Linked DNA regions of Homo sapiens: regions 1 and 3 are each linked to region 2. The links are chromatin loops, found by intact Hi-C in ENCODE. Cell type or tissue: psoas muscle. All regions are shown on one strand.

Region 1 (8,000 bases), 170 kb after region 2:
TATTTTTAATGGAGATAGCGGGATTTCACCATGTTGACCAGGCTGATCTCGAACTGCTGACTTCAGGTGATCCACCCTCCTTGGCCTCCCAAAGTGCTGGGATTACAAGCATGAGCCATGCTGCCTTACGTTTTTTTTTTTTACTTTTTGAGACAGAGTCTCACTCTGTTGCCCGGGCTGCAGTACAGTGGTACAATAATGGCTCACTGCAGCCTTGACCTCCTGGGCTCAAGTGATCCTCCCGCCTCAGCCTCCCAGGTAGCTGAGGCTACAGGTACGCACCACCATGTCCAGCTAATTTTTAATTTTTTGTAGAGATAGGGTCCTGCCATGTTGCCCAGGCTGGTCTCAGACTCCTGGTCTTAAGCAATTTGCCTGCCTCAGCCTTCCAAAGTGCTGAGATTGCAGGCGCGAGCCACCATGCCCGCCCCAGATAGCCATTTTCTACCCTGTGTTTCCATCCCAGCAAGTGTTCAAGCTATAAACATGCTTTGGGTTTTTTTGCTTGCTCGTTTTTTAGTTATTTATTTATTTATTTTGAGATGGAGTTTTGCTCTTGTTGGCCAGGCTGGAGTGCAATGGCATGATCTCGGCTCACTGCAACCTCTGCCTCCCGGGTTCAAGCGATTCTCCTGCCTCAGCCTCCCAAGTAGCTGGGTGGCCATCACCACGCCCAGCTAATTTCATATTTTTAGTAGAGACGGGGTTTCACCATGTTGGCCAGGCTGGTGTAATCCCAGCACTTTGGGAGGCCAAGGTGGGCAGATCATGAGGTTAGGAGATCGAGACCATCCTGGCTAACACGGCGAAACCCTGTCTCTACTAAAAATACAAAAAATTAGCTGGGCGTGGTGGCGGGCGCCTGTAGTCCCAGCTACTCAGGAGGCTGAGGCAGGAGAATGGTGTGAACTCAGGAGGTGGAGCTTGCAGTGAGCCAAGATTGCGCCACTGCACTCCAGCCTGGGCGACAGAGCGAGACTCCGTCTCAAAAAAAAAAAAAAAAAAAAAAAAAAAAAAAGAAACAACTCCTGACCTAAGGTGATCCACCCGCCTTGGCCTCCCAAAGTACTGGGATTACAGGCATGAGCCACCGCACCCAGCCTTGTTTTTTTTTTAAATAAAGAGACAGGGTCTTGCTCTGTCACCCAGGCTGGAATGCAGTGACGTGATCACAGCCCACTATACCCTCAAACTCCTGGGCTTGAGCCATCCTCCTCCCTCAGCCTCCCGAGAAGCTGAGTCTGTAGGCAGATGCCACCACATGTGGCTAATTTTTAACATTTTTTGGAGAGGCAGGATCTCATGATGTTGCCCAGGCTTTTCTCAAACTCCTCGCCTCAAGCCATGCTCCCGCCTCAGCTGCCCAAAATGTTGGGATGACAGGCATGCGTCACTGCACCTGGCCTCAACATACTTTAAACTTTAAAATAACACTTTCTGGGGGCGGGTTTGAACTAAGTGCTTTACCTGCAGATGTAAATGGCAGCTCCTCAACCTAATGACTGTGTAACCTCGGGAAAGTTTATCAATCTCTCCGAACCTTAGTTTCTCATCTGGCAAATGGGGGTAGTAACAGCACCATATATTGAAGGATTTAATGCATATAGAGCCCTTAGCGCAGGGCCTGGCACCAAGTTGGCCCCGGGCACGGCCATAGCCACTTCGCCTGACCGTCAAGGCAACCTTGTGAGATTCGTGTTGTCATCAGGCCCATTTTCTAGTTGACAAAACTGAAGCCCCAAGCAAGTAAGTGCTTCCCCCGAGGTTAAGTCATCATTTAAAAATCCTGAAATAATGGCGCCATCAAGGGGTTCAGGTGGAGTGACCACCACAGCCCCTCCCGTCCCCTCACCACACTGAGGGCTCTCGGCCCCCCTGCAGTGACGTCCCCACTCCCAGCCTTCCCTGGCCCAGAAGCCCACTCCTCTCCAGCCCCCGACTCTGGGGCAGCCCAGGGAGCCTGTGCTGCGAATGCCACCTCTTCTTGGGAGCTTTCCCCTCCCTATGACCCTGTCCCATTGTGAGCCATCATAGTCATTACCCAACTCCACCCCACCCAGTTTCCAGGAAGTTCAAAGCAGCCCTGGACCCCTTTCCGCCCTGCCCTGCAGGTGTCCTGACACACATGTGACCTGGCGTGGCCAGATTCCACGAGGGTGTTTAAGCGTTATTTATTTGCTTTACCGCACATGTGGACACACAGCCGTCTGCAAGAATTCCTGGGCTGAGCAGCGTGAGTCAGCGCTCCGGTGCATGCCTGCGTGCGGGTGTCTGGGTGTACGTGAGCCCACCCATGCATATCGGCTTGGTAGAGTTACATCTTCATTATGGAAAATTTCAAAAATGCACAGTGGAGAAGACCGAGCCGCCATTCCGGCATCCCCGCCCTTGCTTCGGCAGCAGAAGCACTTTACCACTCTAGTTTCACCTCTTTGCAGGCTCCCTCTCCGGCCTCTTCCCTCTCTTGGCTGGAGTATTTCAAAGCGAATTGCCGACATCATACCATGCATGTCATTTTTTAAAACTTTAAATTTTGAAATCATAATAGATCCACAGGAAATTGCAGAGATTACCCAGTGGCCCTGTGTACCCCTCACCTATTTCCCCCCAATGGCTACATCTCACATGATCTACAATATCCAATGTCCAATATCATTATCTGTCATATCAAAACTTGGCAATTGACATTGGTATTAATAGAAAGCGCGTGTATAGTTTTTGGTTTTTACTATTTTGAGACAGAGTCTCTCTCTGTCACCCAGGCTGGAGTACAGTGGTGCAATCTCCGCTCACTGCAACCTCTGCCTCCTGGATTCAAGCAATTCTCATGCCTCAGCTTCCAGAGTAGCTGGGATTACAGGCGCCCACAACTACAACCAGCTCATTTTTGTATTTTTTTTTTTGGACAGAGTCTCGCTCTGTCACCCAGGCTGGAGTGCAGTGGCGCAATCTCGGCTCACTGCAAGCTCCGCCTCCCGGGTTCATGCCATTCTCCTGCCTCAGCCTCTCTAGTAGCTGGAACTGCAGGCACCTGCCAACACGCCTGGATAATTTTTTTGTATTTTTAGTAGAGACGGGGTTTCACCGTGTTAGCCAGGATGGTCTTGATCTCCTGACCTCGTGATCTGCCCGCCTCAGCCTCCCAAAGTGCTGGGATTACAGGTGTGAGCCACCACACCTGGCCTCATTTTTGTATTTTTAATAGTTATAGGGTTTCACCATGTTGGCCAGGCTGGCCTTGAACTCCTGGCCTCAAGTGCTCTGCCCACTTTGGCCTCCCAAAGTGCTGGGATTACAGGGGTGAGCCACCGCTCCAACCTGCATGTATAGTTTTATGCTGTTTTGTCTGTGTAGATTCACACAAACCACCATTGCAACAAAAAACAGAATCACCCTATCACCACCAAGATCCCCAGGCAGTCACACTCACCCCATTCCCCCACTGTCCCTGCCCCCCAGCAGCCATTAATCTGGTCTTCATCTCTGTAACTTTGTCATTTGAGAATGCTATAGAAATAGAATCATCCAGGATGTGACTTTTGAGGTTGGCTTTTTTCCCCAGGCAGCATAAACACCCTTGAGATCATCCAAGTAGTGGCGAGTATCGGCAGCTCATTCGTCTTATTGCTCAGTGGTGTTCCGCGGTGTGGAGGGGCCACGGTTTGCTGAACCGGTCGACTATCGAGAGGCATCTGCGCTGTTTCCAATTTGGAGCTGTTATGAATAAAGCTGCTACAGGTTTCCATGTGGACATCAGCTTTCATTTCTCTGGGATAAATGCCCAGGAGTGTGATTGTATAAATGTCTAAGTTTATATTCAGTTTTCAGGAAACAGACAAGCTCTTCTCCAGAGCGGCTGTGCGGGCGGATCATTGTCGGGGAGAGGGGGGCGGAAAGTGAAGTATTTGTTGCTGGGGGCCCAAGGAGCTGGCCCTGGTGACCCTGAGCAGCCCGCGTTCGGCTCACACTACGCAGCACTCACCGTGCCCTGGGTGCTGTGCTGTTACAGCATGTGACCCCTGTTACAGGATATTTAGTCCCCACTTTACAGAAGAGAAAACTAAAGTTAGCAGGCTGAGCAACTGGCCCCAAGCCACTGCTAGCAAGTAGGAGCATCAGAATTCAAATCCAGGTCGGGCGCAGTGGCTCACGCCTGTAATCCCAGCACTTTGGGAGGCCGAGGCGGGTGGATCACCTGAGGTCAGGAGTTCAAGACCAGCCTGGCCAACATGGCGAAACTCCGTCTCTACTAAAAATACAAAAATTAGCCAGACGTGGTGGCAAGCACCTGTAATCCCAGCTACTCGGGAGGCTGAGGCACGAGAATTGCTTGGACCCAGAAGGCGGAGGTTGCAGTGAGCCGAGATCTTGCCACTGCATTCCAGAGTGGGCAATAGAGCAAGACTCTGTCTAAAAAAAAAAAAAAATTTAAATTCAGGCTGGGCGCAGTGGCTCACGCCTGTAATCCCAGCACTTTGGGAGGCCGAGGCGGGCAGATCACTGGAGGTCAGGAGTTGGAGACCAGCCTGGGCAACATAGTGAAACCCCGTCTCTACTAAAAATACAAAAATTAGCCGGGCATGGTGGTGCAAGCCTGTAGTCCCAGCTACTCAGGAGGCTGAGGCACGAGAATGGCTTGAACCTGGGAGGCAGAGGTTGCAGTGAGCTGAAATTGCACCACTGCACTCCAGCCTGGACGACAGAGCGCGACCCTGTCTCAAAAAAAAGAAGAATTCAAATATAGCCCCATTGGGGTTGATATTCAACCTTGTTGGGTGGCAAGAATTGGTGCTGAATGTTTTGGGGAGACAGTGGATAGACCAGGGGAGTCGGGGGGAAGTCCCTGGCATGAGGAATACAGACCCCACTGACAGGAGGGGAGAAAGGGGCCTGGCTTCTTCTCTCTCCTGGCCAGGCTGACCCAGCTCCTGCCCCCTGATCTTTGCCTGATGTCCCTCCTCTCTCCGTCACAGGGGAAGCTGTTGTTCTGTTGCTCCTGGGTCCCCTTGGTCTCGACATGTGCATCTGTCTTCCCTGGCACTCAGTCCTGTGGGGGAGAATCCTTACCCAGCCCCGTCTGCACCTAGAACCTCCAGCATCCCCATCGTCTTGGGAAGCGGGGGTAACACAGAAAACTTACTCTTTGTTCTTCATCCCACCCTGCAGCAAGCTCTGAGTCTGCACCCTCTTTGTGGGGTTTTGGTCTGGTGAGGGGCTATTGGTGGTGAGGATGGCGATGCCTACCCTCTGCTGGGCTCAGTGGCTGGCGCTTGAGTATATGATCTCACGTGACTGGCATGACTGCCCTGCAGCAGGTGTTATTACTGCTGCTTTAGAGACACACAGTGGGGGGCTCAGCTAGATGAGGCTCATCGAGCTCGCAAGTGGCAGAGCTGGGATTTGAAACCATGTCCATCCGACCCCAAAATCTGAGCTAAGCAGTTAGGAAGGGTGTTTGTTTGTTTGTTTGTTTGTCTCCCTCTGTTGCCTAGGCCGGTGCACAGTGGCGTGATCTCAGCTCACTGCAACCTCTGCCTCCCAGGTTCAAGTGATTCTCCTGCCTCAGCTTCCTGAGTACCTGGGATTATAGGCATGCATCACCACACATGGCTAATTTTTTGTATTTTTAGTAGAGACAGGGTTTCACCATGTTGACTGGTCTTGAACTCCTGACCTCAAGTGAGCTGCCTGCCTTGGCCTCCCAAAGTGCTGGGGTTATAGGTGTGAGCCACCGTGCCTGGCCCTGGAAGGGTGTCTTGTCAATGCTGCTGGAGAGGGCTTGTCTTTCATGCCCAGGATGGGGCAGCCTGGGACTCAGGCACAGGTTGCCCAGCTGCCTGGCTGTGAGTCCTCAGGGATCCAGGTGCCCTTCAACAGGGACCTCACTCTGCTCAGGAGCCACTGGAGCAGCTCCGTGTGAACCCCATGGTTCTGCTCTGCTCTGCCCACGGCTCTTGGGTGAAGCCTCTACTCTGGCCTGAGGTCCCAGGCCTGCCCTTAAGTCACATCTCACCCTCCTAGCTGTGTGAGCCCAGGCAGGCGGCTCAGGCTCTCTGAGCCTCCTCACCTCTTCCAGGAGGGGAAATCAGTCTTTTCCATTTCAGGAAGGCCCAGCCGTGGATACTCTGTTGACCCGAAAGACACTAAGTGGTCAGAAGGGGGATGTTGAGCCTGGTGGGTAAGGTCCCTGTACCCCTAGCCCCAGCCCTGGTCCCTACACACAGTGTGACCCAGAACAAGTGGCTTTAGCTCTGGGCCTCCTTTCCCACTTAGCAAAGATGGCCCTTCTGACAGGTTTGCATAGCTGGCCCAGGAGGCGGCTTTTTGTGAATCATGAGGTGCTACACGTGTGTGAAGCTTTTCTGGTTCATCAAGCTACAAGCTTGGGACTGTGTATTTTTTATTTGAGTCTGCTTCTTTTTTGTGGCTCTGATTTTTGTTGTTTATTTAATTTTTCTGTAGAGCCGGGTTCTCAACTATGTTGCTCAGACTGGTCTCAAACTCCTGGGCTCAAATGATCTGCCTGCCTCTGCCTCCCAAAGTTCTGGGATTACAGGTGGGAGCCACTATATCCAGCCTGATGTTTTTTTTTTTTTTTTTTTTAGACGGGGTCTCACTCTGTCACCCAGGCTGGAGTGCAGTGGCATGATCTCAGCTCACTGCAACCTCTGCCTCCTGGGTTCCAGCGATTCTCTTGCCTCAGCCTCCTGAGTAGCTGGGACTACAGACACCCGCCACTACACCCAGCTGATTTTTAATAGAGACGGGGTTTCACCATATTGGCCAGGCTGGTCTCAAACTCCTGACCTTGTGATCTGCACACCTCGGCCTCCCAAAGTGCTGGGATTACAGGCGTGAGCCACTGCGCCTGGCCCTGATTTTGTTTTTTAAGGCTTAGCTGGGCAAGTGTATTTCTAGTCAAATTACAGTATCTGTACAGCTGGAGGAGTGGGGAACAGGATCCCTTCCTCCATTCGCTTGCTTTGGTTTGATGTTTCCTGAGCATCTGTTGTGTGCCAGGCCCAGTGCTGGGATGGAGAAAGAAGCCAGGCAGGGCGTCAGCCCTAGAGGTGCCCATGGTCCCCTGGGGTATCAGGAGTAAACAGCCCATCCAATCCAGGGTGACGTGCACAGCAAATGAGGGGTGTTGCAGGAGGGAACCTGACCACCCTCCAACACCAGGCTAGGTGGAAGAGGGCTGATCAGGGAACTTCCTGGAGGCACAGGAACCCCAGATGAGTTGTAAGAGATTGAGGGGATCTGGGTAGGCAGAGAAGTAGAGAGGGGACCTTCCAAGCAGAGGGAACAGCATGAGCAAAGGCTGGGGTGTGAATTGCAGGTGTGTGAATTGCCCAAATCCCCTCCCCAGGGCTCTTCCTGCTGGGTGATGAGGTTCACCTTAATACTGGGCTGCTCCTACCACACCCAGTTTGCACCTTGGACCAGTGAGTTGTCCTTCTCTGTCCTAAAGTTTTCCAAAACCATCCAGCCGTTTGTCTGTCTGGCTATCTATTATCTATTCATTGATCTATTCACCCATCCATCTATTAATTCATTTATCTATGCATGTATTCATCTGTCTCTTCATTTGTCATCTATCCATCCACTTATCCATCCATATAATCCAGCCATTTATTTATAAAGCATTCATCCATCTATCCATTTGTCTATCCACCCATGCATCCACCTGTGTATCCATCTAATCATCTGTTTCTCCATGTCTCTGCTTGCCTGTCCATCCATCCATCCATCCATCCATCCATCCATCCATCCATCCATCCGTCTGTCTGTCCATCCACCTATTTATCCAGCCAGCAACACATCCAACAAATATCTGTTGAGTGCTGACAATGTGCCAAGATCTGCTGGGCAGAGCCTTGCTGGGGAGGTGCAGGGGAAGTGATGAGCAGATGTGGGCTGAGGTTTGCCTCACTCCCTGCCAGGGCCCTGCCCAAAATGGGCACAGACTTGCCCCGGGGGTTCCTCCCCGTCCTGGGCTG
Region 2 (8,000 bases):
GAATTTAGATGTGGAAGATGAAATAATTGGCTTTCCATTCAAGGAATCAGTGTCTTGTGGTGCAGGCAGGTGTGTAGACAACCAGTGCATCAGTGGCTACTGAGTGTTGTGATAAAGGGAAGATCCTGGGGAGAGTGAACTGGCTCAAACTGGCAGGAAGATGCAGAAGAGGGTCACCAGGGAAGGCTTCCGAGGAGGCGATGGTGATGCCTGTGCTCACCCTCCGGTCATAAGTTGGAGTTGCCTAGTAGAGGAAGGCTGAGAAACCTGTGGTGGATTGTGGGACCAGCACATCCTTTGGCATGACTGAAACAGAGGGCACGTGGAGTGGAGCAGCTGTGGGGCAGCGGGGAGCTAGAACGTGGAAACATGGATTTTACTTGATTTGTTAAAAATCAGAGTTTGGAACCTCTCCCTCTCCCTCTCCCTCTCCCTCTCCCTCTCCCTCTCCCTCTCCCTCTCCCTCTCCCTCTCCCTCTCCGTCTCCCCACGGTCTCCCTCTCTTTCCACGGTCTCCCTCTGATGCCAAGCCGAAGCTGGACTGTACTGCTGCCATCTCGGCTCACTGCAACCTCCCTGCCTGATTCTCCTGCCTCGGCCTGCCGAGTACTTGCGATTGCAGGCGCGCGCCGCCACGCCTGACTGGTTTTCATATTTTTTTGGTGGAGACGGGGTTTCGCTGTGTTGGCCGGGCTGGTCTCCAGCTCCTAACCGCGAGTGATCCGCCAGCCTCGGCCTCCTGAGGTGCCGGGGTTGCAGACGGAGTCTGGTTCACTCAGTGCTCAATGGTGCCCAGGCTGGAGTGCAGTGGCGTGATCTCGGCTCGCTACAACCTCCACCTCCCAGCCGCCTGCCTTGGCCTCCCAAAGTGCTGAGATTGCAGCCTCTGCCCAGCCGCCACCCCTTCTGGGAAGTGAGGAACGTCTCTGCCTGGCCGCCCATCGTCTGGGACGTGAGGAGCCCCTCTGCCTGGCTGCCCAGTCTGGAAAGTGAGGAGCCCCTCTCCCGGCCAGCTGCCCTGTCCGGGAGGGAGGTGGGGGGGTCAGCCCCCCGCCCGGCCAGCCACCCCGTCCGGGAGGGAGGTGGGGGGGTCAGCCCCCCGCCCGGCCAGCCGCCCCGTCCAGGAGGGAGGTGGGGGGGTCAGCCCCCCACCCGGCCAGCCGCCCCTCCCGGGAGGTGAGGGGCGCCTCTGCCCGGTCGCCCCCCCGTCTGGGAGGTGTGCCCAGCAGCTCATTGAGAACGGGCCATGATGACAATGGCGGTTTTGTGGAGTAGAAAGGGGGGAAAGGTGGGGAAAGGATTGAGAAATCGGATGGTTGCCGTGTCTGTGTGGAGAGAGGTAGACATGGGAGACTTTTCGTTTTGCTCTGTACTAAGAAAAATTCTTATCCTGTTTATCTGTGACCTTGCCCCCAACCCTGTGCTCTCTGAAACATGTGCTGTGTCCACTCAGGGTTAAATGGATTAAGGGCGGTGCAAGATGTGCTTTGTTAAACAGATGCTTGAAGGCAGCATGCTCCTTAAGAGTCATCACCACTCCCTAATCTCAAGTACCCAGGGACACAAACACTGCGGAAGGCCGCAGGGTCCTCTGCCTAGGAAAACCAGAGAACTTCGTTCACTTGTTTATCTGCTGACCTTCCCTTCACTATTGTCCTATGACCCTGCCAAATCCCCCTCTGCGAGAAACACCCAAGAATGAACAATTAAAAAAAAAAAAAAAAAAAATCAGAGTTTGAATCTTGTGCCTTGTATAAACTTTGCTGTCATGTTGGTTGGGGGGATTTATTTATTCTTGGTTAAAGCAAGTTTTATATTTTAATTTAATTTAATTTTTTAAGACAGGATCTCACTCTGACAGGGTCAAGCTGGAGTACAGCAGTGCGATCATAGCTCACTGCAGCCTCGAACTCCTGGGCTGAAGCGATCCTCCTGCCTTAGCCTTCCAAGTAGCTGGGACTATAGGTGCATGCAACCATGCCTGCCTTTTTTTTTTTTTTTTTAAAGAAATGGGATCTTGCTATCTTGGCCAGGTTGAATACAAGTTTTAAAATAAAATATTACATCTAACCAGTTTTCATTGAGAAGTCTGGGGCTTTTGAAAGAATTTCCAAGTATTGAGTACGAAGTTGGTCAACCAAATAGAGCTGCCCTTGGAAAGCATGGTTGTTGTCTGGGGGGGCACCCTCATGGCACTCTTTCCCATGTGTGTAGGATGGCATGGTAGCACAAAGTCAAAAGTAGATGAAATTGACGGACGTACCCAAACAGTTTCTATGTATTTTTAAGCATGGTAGAAGGTTAGTCTTTGCATGTACTCTAGTTCACAGCCTTTTCTAAGAGGCTGAGGCCAAATTGAATTTATCTGGGAACCTGCCACATCTATAAATGCTACATAGGGTAATAAATGGGCCATTGGCTTCCAAGAATCAGTGACAGTGCACTTTAGTTCCTAATTTAGAGTTCATGAAAATTATCCCTTGACAAACAGATTGTGAAAAAGGAAACCCTATTAGATGGATTCATCTGTTTTTTTTTTTTGAGATGGAGTCTTGTGCTGTCACTCAGGCTGGAGTGCGGTGGTGTGATCTCACCTCACTGCAACCTCTGCCTCCCTGCAACCTCTGCGTTCTGGGTTCTAGCAATTCTCCTGCCTCAGCCTGCTGAGTAGCTAGGACTACAGGCACTAACCACAACGCCTGGCTAATTTTTGTATTTTTTGATATAGATGGGGTTTCACTCTGTTGGACAGGCTGTTCTCAAACTCCAAGTGATCTGCCTGCTTCAGCCTCCCAAAGTGCTGGGATTACAGGCATGAGACACCACGCCTGGCCTGCCTTTTGACAAATGTAAGCTGTTGTTTCCACAATGATGTGGGAGTGAGTCAAGGTGGGGGATGGATGGATGGATGGATGGATGGATGGATGAATGAATGAATGCATGCATGAATGAATGAATACAGATAACAAGTGTTTTTGTCTTCAGAGGAAGAGGCAATGTCAGTCTGTCCCACCCAGTAGACTTGGCTTCTCTGCATGGGGGCTACATCTTAGTCATTATTCTACATCCTTGGCATTTGGAATGGTGCTGGCACAGAGCTGGAGAGGGCTTTGAGGAGATGCCCTGGTACAGTCCTTGGGAAGGGGCCAATTCTGGGATAGCCGAGAAGAGAGAGGAGCATGGCACCCAACAGAGTGATGAACGAAGGCGGAAGTTTACGACAGTGTTCACCCAGTGAGGGTTGCACTCCCTCACTGGGTTGTGAAGTCATTTGAATGAATGGTGACCAGCATTTTTAATAAAATGGAAGAAGTTAGAAAATGTCAGTGTGTCTTATATAATATAGTTTTTTTTTTTTAATGTAACCTTTTTTTCAGGGTTCTGTACGTACAGATGTATGTGTGTGTACTGGGTTATAATGCACATGGATTTCTTGTTGAGGGTTATGGTAAACAGAGTTTGAACTCAGGCACTTCAGGAGAAACACAGATTAAAGTCCTCATTTAAAGAAGAATTACTCTTTTCCAGGTGTGCAAAGCACTGTGGCGGGTGTTGGTGGGCTGGGGGGAAGCAGAGGTAACTGGCAGAGCTCTCCCTCCTCAGGTGCTGCCTCTCTCTAGAGTAGCCTGGGGCTTGGGATTCCTGTGGACAGCTTCAGGAAGAAATGCTCATTCCTTCACCCTGTGGTCTCCACAGGTCTGGAGGAGACTTCTGTGCTGCTCACCAAGAGAAGGATGTCGTGATTAAAGCACAGTCCTCTCTCTGTCCACCTTGCTTGGCTCTCCTTGAGGGAGCAGGATGAATAGCTTACCTGATGAGCAGAATCAGGAAGAGTCTGACACCCAAGGGCCATTTGACAAGTGGATGGGGCCACTGCATTGAAGAAGGCAGGCCTGGAAACCAGCTGCTGGGGTCTCTTGGAAGCTGAGATTAAGGAATCGTTTAGAGTTCAGAGGCCTCTTGCAGCTGTCATGATGGGGTCTCGTGGTCTGGATTTCTGGATTTCTGTAGGGATGGTATCACCTATAGGAGGAAGCCCCATTTGGACCTCACACTCAAGATCCTTCTCCAGCACAGTCTACCAAGGAGTCCCATGCTTGAGGGGAACAGGAAGGGGATGCCGAGTCCTCATGGGCTCCATAAGAGGATGATAGTCCTCGTTAGAACCATCAGAGGACGATACTCCCTACCTGCCAACGAGTACCAGTGGGAGTGGTTGTTGGGCCAGTGTCTGATACTTTATTGCTGGCCATCAAATTTGGACTTTGTGAACAGCAGAGAACCTTTTTGCACAGCCAGGGGGATGGATGTGACTCTGATGACATGATAAGGAATTTCTTTCATAGGGCGCAGTGGGCTTCAATGTCAGGGCTGAGAGGCTGGAAGTGGCTGCAGTGTGCCCAGAAGTGGAGCAGTAGCCAGTAGTGACCTACAGTTACTATTCCATTACTGATCTGTGAGGGTGTTTAATTGCTACTGACATTGTTCGGATTTTATGGAAACTAGATTTTCAACTTTGCCATCCATCTGGCTTACAAAACTTGAAATGCTCCAGATGTGACTTTGTATCTTAATTCCTTTTCACCAACCAGAAGGTGGTGCTGTCGTGCTGGCAACCAATCTACCTTTCCAACGCCAAGTAAAACATTGAAATGCTTATTCATGCTAAGTAATGTGGACAGACTTAGCATTCGGATTCGACAGCGTACCTCTCCTGTAGTTGTGGGGAAGCCTTTAGAGTCCGGAGCTGGAGAAGCCTGGCAGAGGGGCCTTGGTTAGGCACTCGCTCAGGGCCACCTTTGCACTCACGGTGAAGTGACACTTTTATAGGAGTCAGGGCGAAGATGTCTGCTGAGTGCTGCTTGATCTGTGTCCAGTCTTCCATGAAACAGTTAAAGAATTATGACTAGAGATGAGAGAAGTTTCTGTAAAGAGAAAATGTTTTTTCTCTCGTTTCTTGCAGGGAAAGATCTCTACCTAGAGGAAAACTCATGAATCCAGTTTATAAGAAATACTTATAAAGTAATCATTAGTAATTAAAGTGATTAATTGAATACTCAACTAGTTGAAATATCCAAACAATCTCTCGAGTTATTTTAGCCGCTTGAAGGAAATAAAATCGGTGGTGTTTGATGTAACCTGAGTCCTTAGCTCCAGAGGTTAAAGTGGAGAAGAGAAAATTCATTTTACCAGGCTGGGGAGAATTCAGTGAGGTTATGAAGGTAAAGTTCTCGACATAGTGCCTGGCATTAGCTGCTCGGTAAATGTCCACTTTCCCCCCCACATCAGTCTATTCAGAAATCCAGACAATAAAATATCACAGAGTCAAGTTTGTAAAAAAGATGTATTGCTGCATCATGGAGACTGTGTGAGTGTGAAGCTCTTGGTGTTTGTATGATCGGCTTGCAAAATGACAGCATGTCCCTCAGGTAGGGCCATGTTTGTTGCCCTAAGTGACTTGCAGGTCTTCACCTGTCTGTACCTTTTAAACAAGAGACAAAACCTGCTGCCAGAATGATTTTTAGTTGTCTTTCCTTTTCTTTCCCATGGCTTCCTACAGTTGGGTTGCCGTTCTAATTAATCTCTTATCAGTGCAGTCAGGGGTCTCCTTTGGAGCCTCTTGTGGGGGTCCCACTTCAGTAGTTACTAGAGCAGCTTTCTGTTACAGAGGTTAACTTTTGAGTAGGTTCATAAGGAATGTGAGAATTCCACAGGCACAGGAGAAGTTTGCTGTAAGGTGAAGTTGTACTCATTAGGGCTATGGATTTATTCTGACACTCAGTTTGAGCAGCTGGTTTGGGCATGGTTTTAAAAATACAGTCAGTCCTCATTATTCACAGATTCTGTATTTGTGAATTCAGATATTCAATTTTTTGTAACCCACAATTCAGTTTTCACGTGCTTTTGTGGTCATCCCCAGGGATATGCAGGTTGGGAAAATTTTGTATTGCCCAACATGTGCTTCCAGCCAAAGCTGAAGGAGACTGCACTCTGCCTTCCAGTTTCTGCTCTTGGGCTGTAAACACGGCTCCTTTTCACAGGCTTTTAGTGCCAGTTTTTTGTTTTGAATTTTTGTCCTTTTTATTAGTGATTTTGCTGTTGAAAATGACCCCAAAGCATAGTGTTAGAGGGATACCCAGTGTTCCTGAATGCAAGAAGGATGTGAGGTGCCTTACAGAGAAAACACGTGTTAGATGAGCTTTGTTCACACATGAGTTAAAGTGCTCTTGGCCATGAGTTCAGTGTTAATGAATCAACAGTATATTAACTAAGATGTCTTTAAACAGAAACACACATAAAACAAGATAATATATTGATCGGTTGATGAACATGTGATCAGAGGTTTGTAGGACCCTAATCTTGTATTTCCCTAGAAACAATGACTCAGCATTTGCTAATTCAGCTTTCATGACGTCAAAAAGAAAAAAATTATGACAGATTTTGTTTAAAAATCTTGATTGGCTTTATTTGCAGTTCTGGAATGGGACAACAACTCATTCCATAAAATAGAATGAGCGTTCCAATGAGCTGGGCAGAGGAGGTTGGTTTTATAGATAGAGAAGGGTTGAAGAAAGCAGAAACAGAAAACAAAAAGCAGATTGGTCATTTCATAGTTGCTTTCCTTGTAAAGGTTAAAGCAGAGGGAACTCAATTTATCATGTCGTCAGGTAAAACTGGCTTGTTTGGAGATTCAGCTGTTTACTCTCATTTGGATTCCCCACAAGGTCATATAGAGAAATTAGTTTCAGCTTGGTGACATGGAACTTTAAGAGTGACTCCATTTCAGTTAGGTCTGTTGGGCCTAGTGCAGGAGCTCAGTCCAAACCATTGACCTCTATACATTTTATTTAACAATGGAGACTTTATAGAATATAGCTGCAAGACTGGAGTGTTTGTTGTTCTCTGCCTTCCTTTCTTCACCAGGGTGTTTGACCCAAAGCCATTAGGAAGAGGATTTCTGGGCTGTCTACTTTTTATTTGCTTTTAAAGGAGAGGTACTCACCTCAGAGCTTCAGGAGAGTCATTCTGGTTCTTGCCTGACAAGAGAAATGCCACAAAAATGGGCTGGCTGCAGGGAGGCCCGGCCACTCCTGGCCCAACTTTAACCCTGGCACAGTGACCGTGGACGGCTCCAAGTACTGGATAGTTAGGCAAATGGAGACATAGGATGGCTACAACTGTTGAATTTGACTTTAATTGAAGATGATGTTGCTTTTTTCTTTTCTTGATAGTTTATTTTCTGCAGATGAATCTCCTTATTGTGGATTACACCCTTGACTTTTCCTTTGTGTGATGAGGTTTGGGAAAACCAGGGATGTATGGTTTACTTTGCCAGCCTGTTCATTTCAGCTGCTTATTAACTTGCATCTTGGCCCCTTTAGAAGGAAGCGGCCTGAGATGGGAGCTGAGTAAAAACAGTGGATGAGGCCGGGCACGGTGGCTCATGCCTGTAATCCCAGCACTTTGGGAGGCTGAGGTGGGTGGATCACGAGGTCAGGAGGTTGAGACCATCCTGGCTAACATGGTGAAACCCCATCTGTACTAAAAATACAAAAAAATTAGCCAGGCGTGGTGGCAGGCACCTGTAGTCCCAGCTACTTGGGAAGCTGAGGCAGGAGAATGGCGTGAACCCGGGAGGCGGAGCTTGCAGTGAGCCGAGATCGCACCACTGCCCTACAGCCTGGGTGACAGAGCAAGACTCCGTCTCAAAAAAAAAAAAAAACAGTGGATGATTTATTTAATTCTTTTGGCAAGTTCTTGGGAAAAGTAACATGTAGAAAATTTGGTTATAGGTGGTGGCTCATGCCTGTAATCCCAGCACTTTGGGAGGCTGAGGTGGGCGAATCACTTAAGGTCAGGAGTTTGAGACCAGCCTGGCCAACATGGTGAAACCCCGCCTCTAAAATACAAAAAAAATTAGCCGGGCCTGGTGGTGCACACCTGTAATCCTAGCTACTCGGGAGGCTGAGGTTGGAGGATTGCTTGAACCCGGGAGGTGG
Region 3 (8,000 bases), 120 kb after region 2:
AGCAATTCTCCTGTCTCAGCCTCCTGAGTAGCTGGGATTACAGCTGTGCACCACCACACCTAATTTTTGTATTTTTAGTAGAGATGGAGTTTCATCACGTTGTCCAGGCTGGTCTCGAACTCCTGGCCTCAAGCGATCCACCTGCCTCAGCCTCCCAAAATGCTAGGATTACAGGCGTGAGCCACCATGCTTGGACCTAGCCACAATTATTTAATACCAGGGCTCCCTGCCATTGCTCCCCAGAGCTGGGAGAAGGTCTCAGGAGCATATTGGGTCAGGTATGTGTGGAAAGGCCCTCCAGGCTCAAATCCACACTGGGCCTGCTCTGTGCCCTGACTCCAAGCTCCAGGAGCCCTCAAAGGTGGCAGCTCCACTGCTCATGAGCCAAGCTTAGGGACCGGGGCCCTTCCTAGCAGCCAGAAAGAGCCTTATTCTTAGTTGTTTTTTTTTTTTTTTTTTTTTTTTTTTGTAGAGACAGAGTCTGGCTCTGTTGCTCAGGCCAGAGTGCAGTGGTTCGATCATAGCTCACTGCAACCTCAAACTCCTGGGTACAAACAATCCTCCTACCTCAGCCTCCTGAGTAGCTGGGACTACAAGCGTGCACCATCACACCTGGCTAATTTTTATATTTTTAATTTTTAATTTTCTGTAAAGACAGGGTCTTGCTATGTTGCCCAGGCTGGTCTCAAACTCCTGGCCTCAAGCGATTCTTCTGCCTCGGCCTCCCAAAGTGCTGTGATTACAGGCATGACCCACTGTGCCTGGTTCTGTTTTTAGTACCAAGGGCCCTCATACCCCCTGTCTCTTCTTGGGACTCTGCCAAGTCCCAGGCTCCTTCTCAGCCTTGGGGACGGTACCCAGATCAGCACCTCCACTTCCATCTCCCCACCTCACCCCAAACCCTTCCCTCTGGCATCTAGAGCCATCCTAAAGTTTCTCTTCTTGAGTCTAGCCCTCCTGGGTATGCTTGGGGACTGAAATGCTCAAACTGGCCTCACCTCTTGACACTGTAATTGTTCCTTATCTCCCATTAAACAGGAATCCTGCTTTGTGTAGTTCAGTGCCTGCTGCCAAGTCAGAGCTGTGACCTCAATGAAAGTGGCCCAGCCACAGCAAACCTCAGTTTCCATAACAGTCCTGGGATCCAATGTGGCTTTCACACTACATGTCACTTCACTCTGTTATCTCTGACAGAAAACCAACTCAAACTGGCTTAAGCAAAAAGGGTACTCACTGGGCCATGTAACCAAAAAGTGTAGGCATACATGTGGCTTCAGGAATGGCTGGATCCAGGCACTCACATGTGGCATCGGGAGTCCCTCTCCTGGCTGTTGGTTTCAGTTTTCTCTGCAGGGGTTTCATTCAAGCACTGGTTCCCTCCTCATAGTGGCAAGGTGGCTGCCCAGGACAAGAGGCTTATAGCCACGGGCTCAGCTACTTAAGGATAAGTTCCATCAGAAGCCCAAGTTGAGGCCGGGCTTGGTGCTCACACCTGTAATCCCAGCACTTTGGGTGGCCGAGGTGGGTGGATCACTTGAGGTCAGGAGTTCGAGACCAGCCTGGCCAACACAGTGAAACCCTGTCTCTACTTAAAAAAAAACAAAACAAAACAAAAAAAAAAACCATGAAAATTAGCTGGGTGTGGTGGCACGTGCCTGTAATCCCAGCTACTTGCAAGGCTGAGGCAGGAGAATCACTTGAACCTGGCAGGCGGAAGTTGCAGTGAGACGAGATCACGTCATTGTACTCCAGTCTGGGCAACAGAACGAGACTTCGTTGGCAATGACTGGGTCATCTGTCCAGTCCTGAACCGGTCACTGTGTCAGGTAGAAGCATTGTTTGATTGGCCAGGCCTGGGACACACGGCCATCTCCAGACCTAGGAATGGCATCATCTCTACCCAAACCCCGTGAACCAAGAGTTGGGGAGGAGCAAAGCTTCAGAGAAAACTCTGGGCCCTGTCATCAAGCAGAGGAGGAAAGGAGGCCACACAGACTGAGACATCAAGTACCCACTGTGCCCTCACCACCAGCTCCCGCCCTGGCCAGTGCACTCCTGGACCATCTCTCCTCCCCGTCTTGTTCACAGTCACCCTCTCACCCCAGCAGAGATCAGGCCAGGGTACTGGTGGCAAGTGAGTGAAGGGTTTCAGCAAGGGGGTCCCCACCTTCCAGGCACAGTGTAAGTGGACCCCCCACACTTGGGGGCTCTCCTGGGTTGCACAGTGTCCTCTGAAAATTCACATCCACCTGGAACCTGCAAATATGACCTTATTTGGAAATGGAGTCTTTGCAGATGTTGTCAAGATAAGATGAAGTCATACTGTTTTAGGATGGGCCCTCTATATGGCACGACTGGGGTTCTTATACGAAGAGGGACCCTGGCACACAGATGCATACAGGGAGAGTGCTGTGTGATGAGAAAGGCAGAGATTGCAGTGATGCTGCCACCAGCCAAGGAGTCACCATCAGCCAGGAGATGGGCATGGATCTGATTCTCCCTGGGAACCTCCAGAAGGAGCCAACCCTGCCAACACCTTGGTTTTGGACTTCTGTTCCCCGCAACTGTGAGACAATACATTCTGTGGTTTTAAGCTTTATGATAATTTGTTACTGTAGCCCTGGGAAAGGAATACAAGGGTAGACAGACACTGATCAAGTAAGCAAACAAATGTGAAATTGCCCTGTGACAAGGGAGGTGCGGGGTGCCTGTGTTGGGGAAGAATTCTCTGAGACTTGAAGTCAGAGAAGGAGTTAGCTAATGGGGCCGACAGGGTTCTGCACACGCAGCTCACGGCCCAGATCTTGTTGGCCAAGTGTTTTTGCAGGGATTAGGAACTAAGAATGGTTTTGCAAGAAGAACATCACAGGCTGAGGGGACAGCATGGGCAAAGGCCATGAAGTGGGAGGCGCCCTCTGTGAAACCAACAAGCTTTCAGCCACGTGGGTCTCTCTGACGCGTTGCCTCAGCCACAGAGGGCTTTAAAAAGCCCCGAAACTGGACAGGTGTCACTGCCTGTGGCAGTAGCGGCCATTTGGCGCCTGTGGTTTCAACTCCACCCGTTTCACATGTCTATGTTACCAGACTGGCCCCTGAAGGGGATCTGTGTGCCAGGCCCTGACCTGCCGGGCTTTGGAAACATCCTCGACAGTGTCCCCTGACCTGCGCCCCGCCTTGTGGAGTGAGGCCTGGTTGCCCAAGCTGGCTGGGCCGGGCTGTTTGTTGCTTCCAACAAACATAGGAGAGAACGTATGGCTGCTTTTTATTGCCAGTGAGAGTTCCGCGAGGCCTGGCCCGAGATGTGGCTGGCGTGAGGGGTCCCGGACCTGCTGTGCTGGGGACGCACCCAGTTCTGTGTCGCTTGGTCCAGTGAGGACTCGAGCCCCTTGGAGGCGGGGCCTCGGGCTGCAGGGGCGGGGCCCCGAGCCGCCTGGGGGTGGGGCCTCAGGCTCTTTGGGGGCGGGGCCTCAAGCTGTCTGGGGACGGAGCCTCCGGCCGGCTGGGGGCGGGGCCTCATGCCTAAGGGGCGGGGCCTCGAGCTTTCTGGGGGTGGGGTCTCAAGCTTCAGGGTCGGGGCCTGGAGCCGCCTGGGGACGGGGCGATCTGTTGGGGAGGAGGTTCTCGAACTGCTGAGGAGGATCGCAGTGCTTTTGCTTCCTCTAGGAGACCAGCTGCACAGGCTGGAACATGCCATCTCTATGCCTGTTTTCCCGTCGATAAATCCAGAGACATTACTCTCATCATTTCTTCCTCTGTACACAATATTCATATATGTAACCCCTTGGTAAAGCAGTTGTAAGAATTAAACAAGAGGAATTGCTCTTTCATTCAGCAAATATTTTTTGAGCAGCTACTAGATGCCAGGCACTGTTTTAGACGCAAGTGATACTTCAGGAAACATAATCAGACAGACAGACAGACATGCCCTCCTGGAACTGACATTGTAGAACAAGGGTCCGCATCCTGTGGCTCACAGGCCAGATCTGGTTGACCGTCTATTTTTGCATGGACGTTAAACTAAGAATGATTTTTGCATTTTGATTTTTATTTTATGAAAAAAAAAATTGAGGGCTGGGCGCGGTGGCTCAAGCCTGTAATCCCAGCATTTTGGGAGGCCAAGGTGGGTGGATCACCTGAGGTCAGGAGTTCAAGACCGCCCTGGCCAACATGGGGAAACCCTGTCTCTACTAAAAATACAAAAATTAGCCGCCATGGTTGTGGGCACCTGTAATCCCAGCTACTTGGGAGGCTGAGGCAGGAGAATCGCTTGAACCCGGGAGGTGGAGGTTGCAGTGAGCCGAGATGGCGCTACTGCACTCCAGCCTGGGCAACAAGAGTGAAACTTTGTCTCAAAAATAATAAAATTAAAATAAAATAAAAAAGAGTGGTCTCTGGAACAATAGCTCAGTATCACCTGGACATCTGTTAGAAATCCAGACCTACTGAACCAGAATCTGTATTTTAGCAAGACCCCCAGGTGATCTGTGTGTACATTAAAGTGTGAGATGTTTTTGTAGCAACACGCATGGAACTAGAGGTCATTATCTTAAGTGAAATAAGCCAGATACAGAAAGACAAATATTGCATGTTCTCACTCCCAAGTGGGTGCTAAAAAATGCATACACATGGCTCCACAGAGAGTGGAATAATAAATAATGGAGATTCAGAAGAGTGAACGTGAATTTTGGCAGTTCATCCACCGCTGTGAATCATAAGAAATAGTTTAATGGCTGCCAGGTGAGGTGGCTCACACCTGTAATCTTAGCACTTTGGGAGGCCGAAGCAGGAGGATCACTTGAGCCCAGGAGTTCAAGACCAGCCTGGGCAACATGGCAAGACCCCATCTCTACAAAAATTGCAAAATATTAGCTGGGCATGGTGGCACCAACCTGTAGTCCCTGCTACTCAGGAAGCTGAGATGGGAGGATCGTTTGAGCCTGGGAGATAGAGACTGCAGTGAGCCATGATTGCACCACTGTACTTCATCCTAGGTGACAAAGTGAGAACCTGTTTAAAAAAACAAAAATAGGCTTGGTGCGGTGGCCCATGCCTGTAATCCCAGCACTTCAGGAGGCTGAGGCAGGCGGATCACCTGAGGTCAGGAGTTCGAGACCAGCCTGGCCAACATGGCGAAACCCCGTCTCTACTAACAGTACAAAAATTAGCCGGGCATGGTGGTGGGCGCCTGTAATCCCAGCTACAAAGGAGGCTGAGGCAGGAGAATAGCTTGAACCCTGGAGGTGGAGGTTGCAGTCAGCCGAGATCGAGCCTGCACTCTAGCCTGGTGACAGAGCGAGACTCTGTCTCAAAAAAACACAGCAGCAACAACAACAAAAAGAAATCACTGAATGGGTACAATGTATGTGATCGGGATGATGGAGATCCTAAAAGCCCTGACCTGACTATTACACAATCTACGCATGTAATGAAATTGTATTTGTACCCCATAAATTTATGTAAATACAGAATTTTAAAAAGTGTGAGTTGTGCAGGTCTAAAATGATGCAGAATGCTCAGCACAGGCCTGACACTTAGCAAGAGCTCCATGAATATTAGCTAATGTGGTGGATGGACTCATGGTCCCCCAAAGAGGTCCACATCCTAATCCCCAGAACCCGTGAAAGTGCTAATTTACATGGTAAAAGGGGCTTTGCAGGTGTGGTCAAATTAAGGCTCCTGAGATGAAGGAATTCACCTGGATTATCCCTGAGGGGCCAAATGATGTAATCACAAGGGTCTTTTTTTTTTTTTTTTTTTTTTTTTTTTGAGACAGAGTCTCACTCTGTTGCCCAGGCTGGAGTGCAGGCTTGATCTCGGCTCACTGCAACCTCTGCCTCCTGGGTTCAAGCGATTCTCCTGCCTCAGCCTCCCGAGTAGCTGGAATTACAGGCGTGCACCACCATGCCCAGCTACTTTTTGTATTTTTAGTAGAGATGGGATGTCACCATGTTGCCCAGGCTGGTCTCGAACTCCTGACCTCAGGTGGCCTCGGCCTCTCAAAGTGCTGGGATTACAGGCATGAGTCACCACACCTGGCCCACAGTGGTCCTTATAAGAGGCGGTGGGTGGGGCAAGAAGAAACGTGACATGTGAGGCTGGAAGCAGAGGGTGGAATGCATGCTTTGAAGGTGGAGCCACCTGCTTTGTAGGGGTCCTGTAGCATCTGGAAAAGACAAGGACTCAGATTCTCCCTCAGAACCCCCTGGAGGAACCAAGCTCTACTGACACCTTGATTTTAGACGTCGGACCTCTGGAACGGTAAGAGAATAAATGTATCTTTTTTTAAGTCACTAAGTTCGTGGAAGCTTGTTGGAGCAGCAATACAGAATGAATATAGCTGCCATTCTTACTGTTATCCTGTTTGTCGTAGGCTGGCTCTGCCATCTTCCTATTCAGTTGTTTCAGGCAAGTTACTGAGTCTCTCTGAACTTGAGTTTTCTGCTCTGTAAAATGGAGACAAGAAGTTTTCCTACTTCTGGTCAAATGAGATAATGCACTTAAAGTGACTCCAGCTGTCATGATTGTTGTTGCTCTTGTTTAAGTAAAGGCAGTGGCCATGGCTGGCTGTGTGTGACCTTGGGCAAGTTATGTGACTTCTCTGAACTTTAGTTTCCCCGCCTACAAAGTGGGGGTCATGACAGCATCTACCTCCTGAGGCTGTCGTGAAGCTGGAAGGAGACCCTAAGCATAATTTCTGGGTCCATGCCTCGCTGGAGGACGCAGGTGTAATTCTGGCCAAATTGGAGAATGTGATCTCTAAACTGGGTGGGACCCTCTAAGCTGTCCTGACTCGGGTCATCTGTGCTGGATCACAGCCTCAGCCTGGCTGGCAGGGGAGTAGATCATTCCTATTCCCTTTGCCTCCCCAGCTCTTCCCAAGTGGACACCACAACCCCATTGCGTTTTTTAGGGACGGAGTCTCCCTCTCTCACCCAGGCTGGGGTGCAGTGGTGTGATCTCGGCTCACTGCAACCTCCGCCTCCTGGGTCCAAGCGATTCTCCTGCCTCTGAGTAGCTGGGATCACAGGTGCACGCCACCACTGCCGGCTAATTTTTGTTTTTTCAGTAGAGATGGGGTTTCACCATGTTGGCCAGGCTGGTCTCAAACTCCTGACCTCTAGTGATAAGCCCGCCTTAACCTCAAAGTGCTGGGATTACAGGCGTGAACCACCGCGCCTGGCCCCCATTACCTTTTGTTGTGACTGCAGCAGACTCACTGGGGGGCTTCTGTCCCCAGAGGGCGGGGAGCTCAAGCTAGTTCATAGAGGAGGGGCAGGGGCCATTGGGCTGGGGCGGGGCCTGGATATCCTGACACGAGGGTCCTTCCTGTGCTGAGGTTCCGGACTGAGGCGGGAGTCAGTCTGAAGCCTGGCTGTGGGGCTTGGCGTCTATCCAGGCTGGAGTTGGCTCCCTCGGAGTGTGTGTCTCACTGGATTGGATCTGTCTGTGTCTTGGGGGTGTTCTTTAAAGGGAAGAACCTGACAGACTTCACACTACAGTGCCCCGTGCAGGGCCTGGCACACAGAAAATATCTATTGGACCAGTGAATGCATAACCCAAGGGACTGAACGTCCCCAGTGCAAACCAGAAGGGAGTTTGTGTCAGTGGGGAGTCTCCCAGGCCCCAGTAAAGGCTGGTTGACCACGTCCTCCCTAAGCTCTGGGTGTTGCCGAAGTGGCCTTGCTGCTCTGAAAACAACTGTGTGCATCTCAGCCTTGCCTCTCCCGGAGGATGGCCTCTCACTTCCTACGAGACCAGGACTGCAGCCTCGGAGAGGTTTGAGGGTGTGCCCAGGGCTACACACTTAGAGTGAGTTTGGGGCGTGAGGCAAGGATTTGTGTGTTGGCTGCCCGGCTAAGCACCTGGACAGTGTTCCGTAGGAAAAGAGAGCTGTTAAAGAATTTGTTTCTACCTCTTTTTCTTCTTGGTTTTGTTACTTTCCCCCAACATTTTATTATGAAAATTTTGAAACAGCAACATCAACTCACTAACATTTTACT

The links. Hi-C counts contacts between places; a loop is a spot of excess contacts. Peaks named below come from ENCODE experiments on the same cell type or tissue, not always from the same donor. Only the 100,000 strongest peaks of a DNase experiment are listed, where the experiment ranks them.
Region 1: a loop joins it to region 2, with 2.8 times the contacts of the local background. A loop is called at or near these places in 10 of 110 quality-filtered maps.
Region 3: a loop joins it to region 2, with 2.4 times the contacts of the local background. A loop is called at or near these places in 9 of 110 quality-filtered maps.

Annotation. Positions count from the first base shown.
Region 1 is chr16:14,358,858-14,366,857 of GRCh38, reverse strand. LINC02130 (long intergenic non-protein coding RNA 2130) reads left to right here. Exons shown (of 2, transcript NR_131191.1): 2 at 3,563-3,749. Among named protein-coding and RNA genes, the nearest start is that of LINC02130, 7.4 kb to the left of the region's middle. RefSeq lists an enhancer at 2,003-2,504. In psoas muscle, no CTCF peak of the experiment used is centred here; a DNase peak (open chromatin) is centred at 3,973; H3K4me3 peaks cover 885 bases; H3K27ac peaks cover 5,160 bases.
Region 2 is chr16:14,525,903-14,533,902 of GRCh38, reverse strand. All of the region lies in intron 21 of PARN (poly(A)-specific ribonuclease), which reads left to right. It overlaps LOC107984865 (a long non-coding RNA gene), which reads left to right. Exons shown (of 2, transcript XR_001752089.3): 1 at 1-2,849; 2 at 2,986-3,326. Among named protein-coding and RNA genes, the nearest start is that of PARN, 100 kb to the left of the region's middle. RefSeq lists an enhancer at 977-1,726. In psoas muscle, a CTCF peak has its summit at 4,593 (motif pointing right); a DNase peak (open chromatin) is centred at 4,622; H3K4me3 peaks cover 1,191 bases; H3K27ac peaks cover 4,397 bases.
Region 3 is chr16:14,401,258-14,409,257 of GRCh38, reverse strand. No RefSeq gene overlaps it. Among named protein-coding and RNA genes, the nearest start is that of LINC03107, 23 kb to the left of the region's middle. RefSeq lists enhancers at 2,523-2,602, 3,057-3,558 and a silencer at 3,333-3,532. In psoas muscle, no CTCF peak of the experiment used is centred here; DNase peaks (open chromatin) are centred at 2,897, 3,227, 3,447 and 7,355; H3K4me3 peaks cover 352 bases; H3K27ac peaks cover 4,990 bases.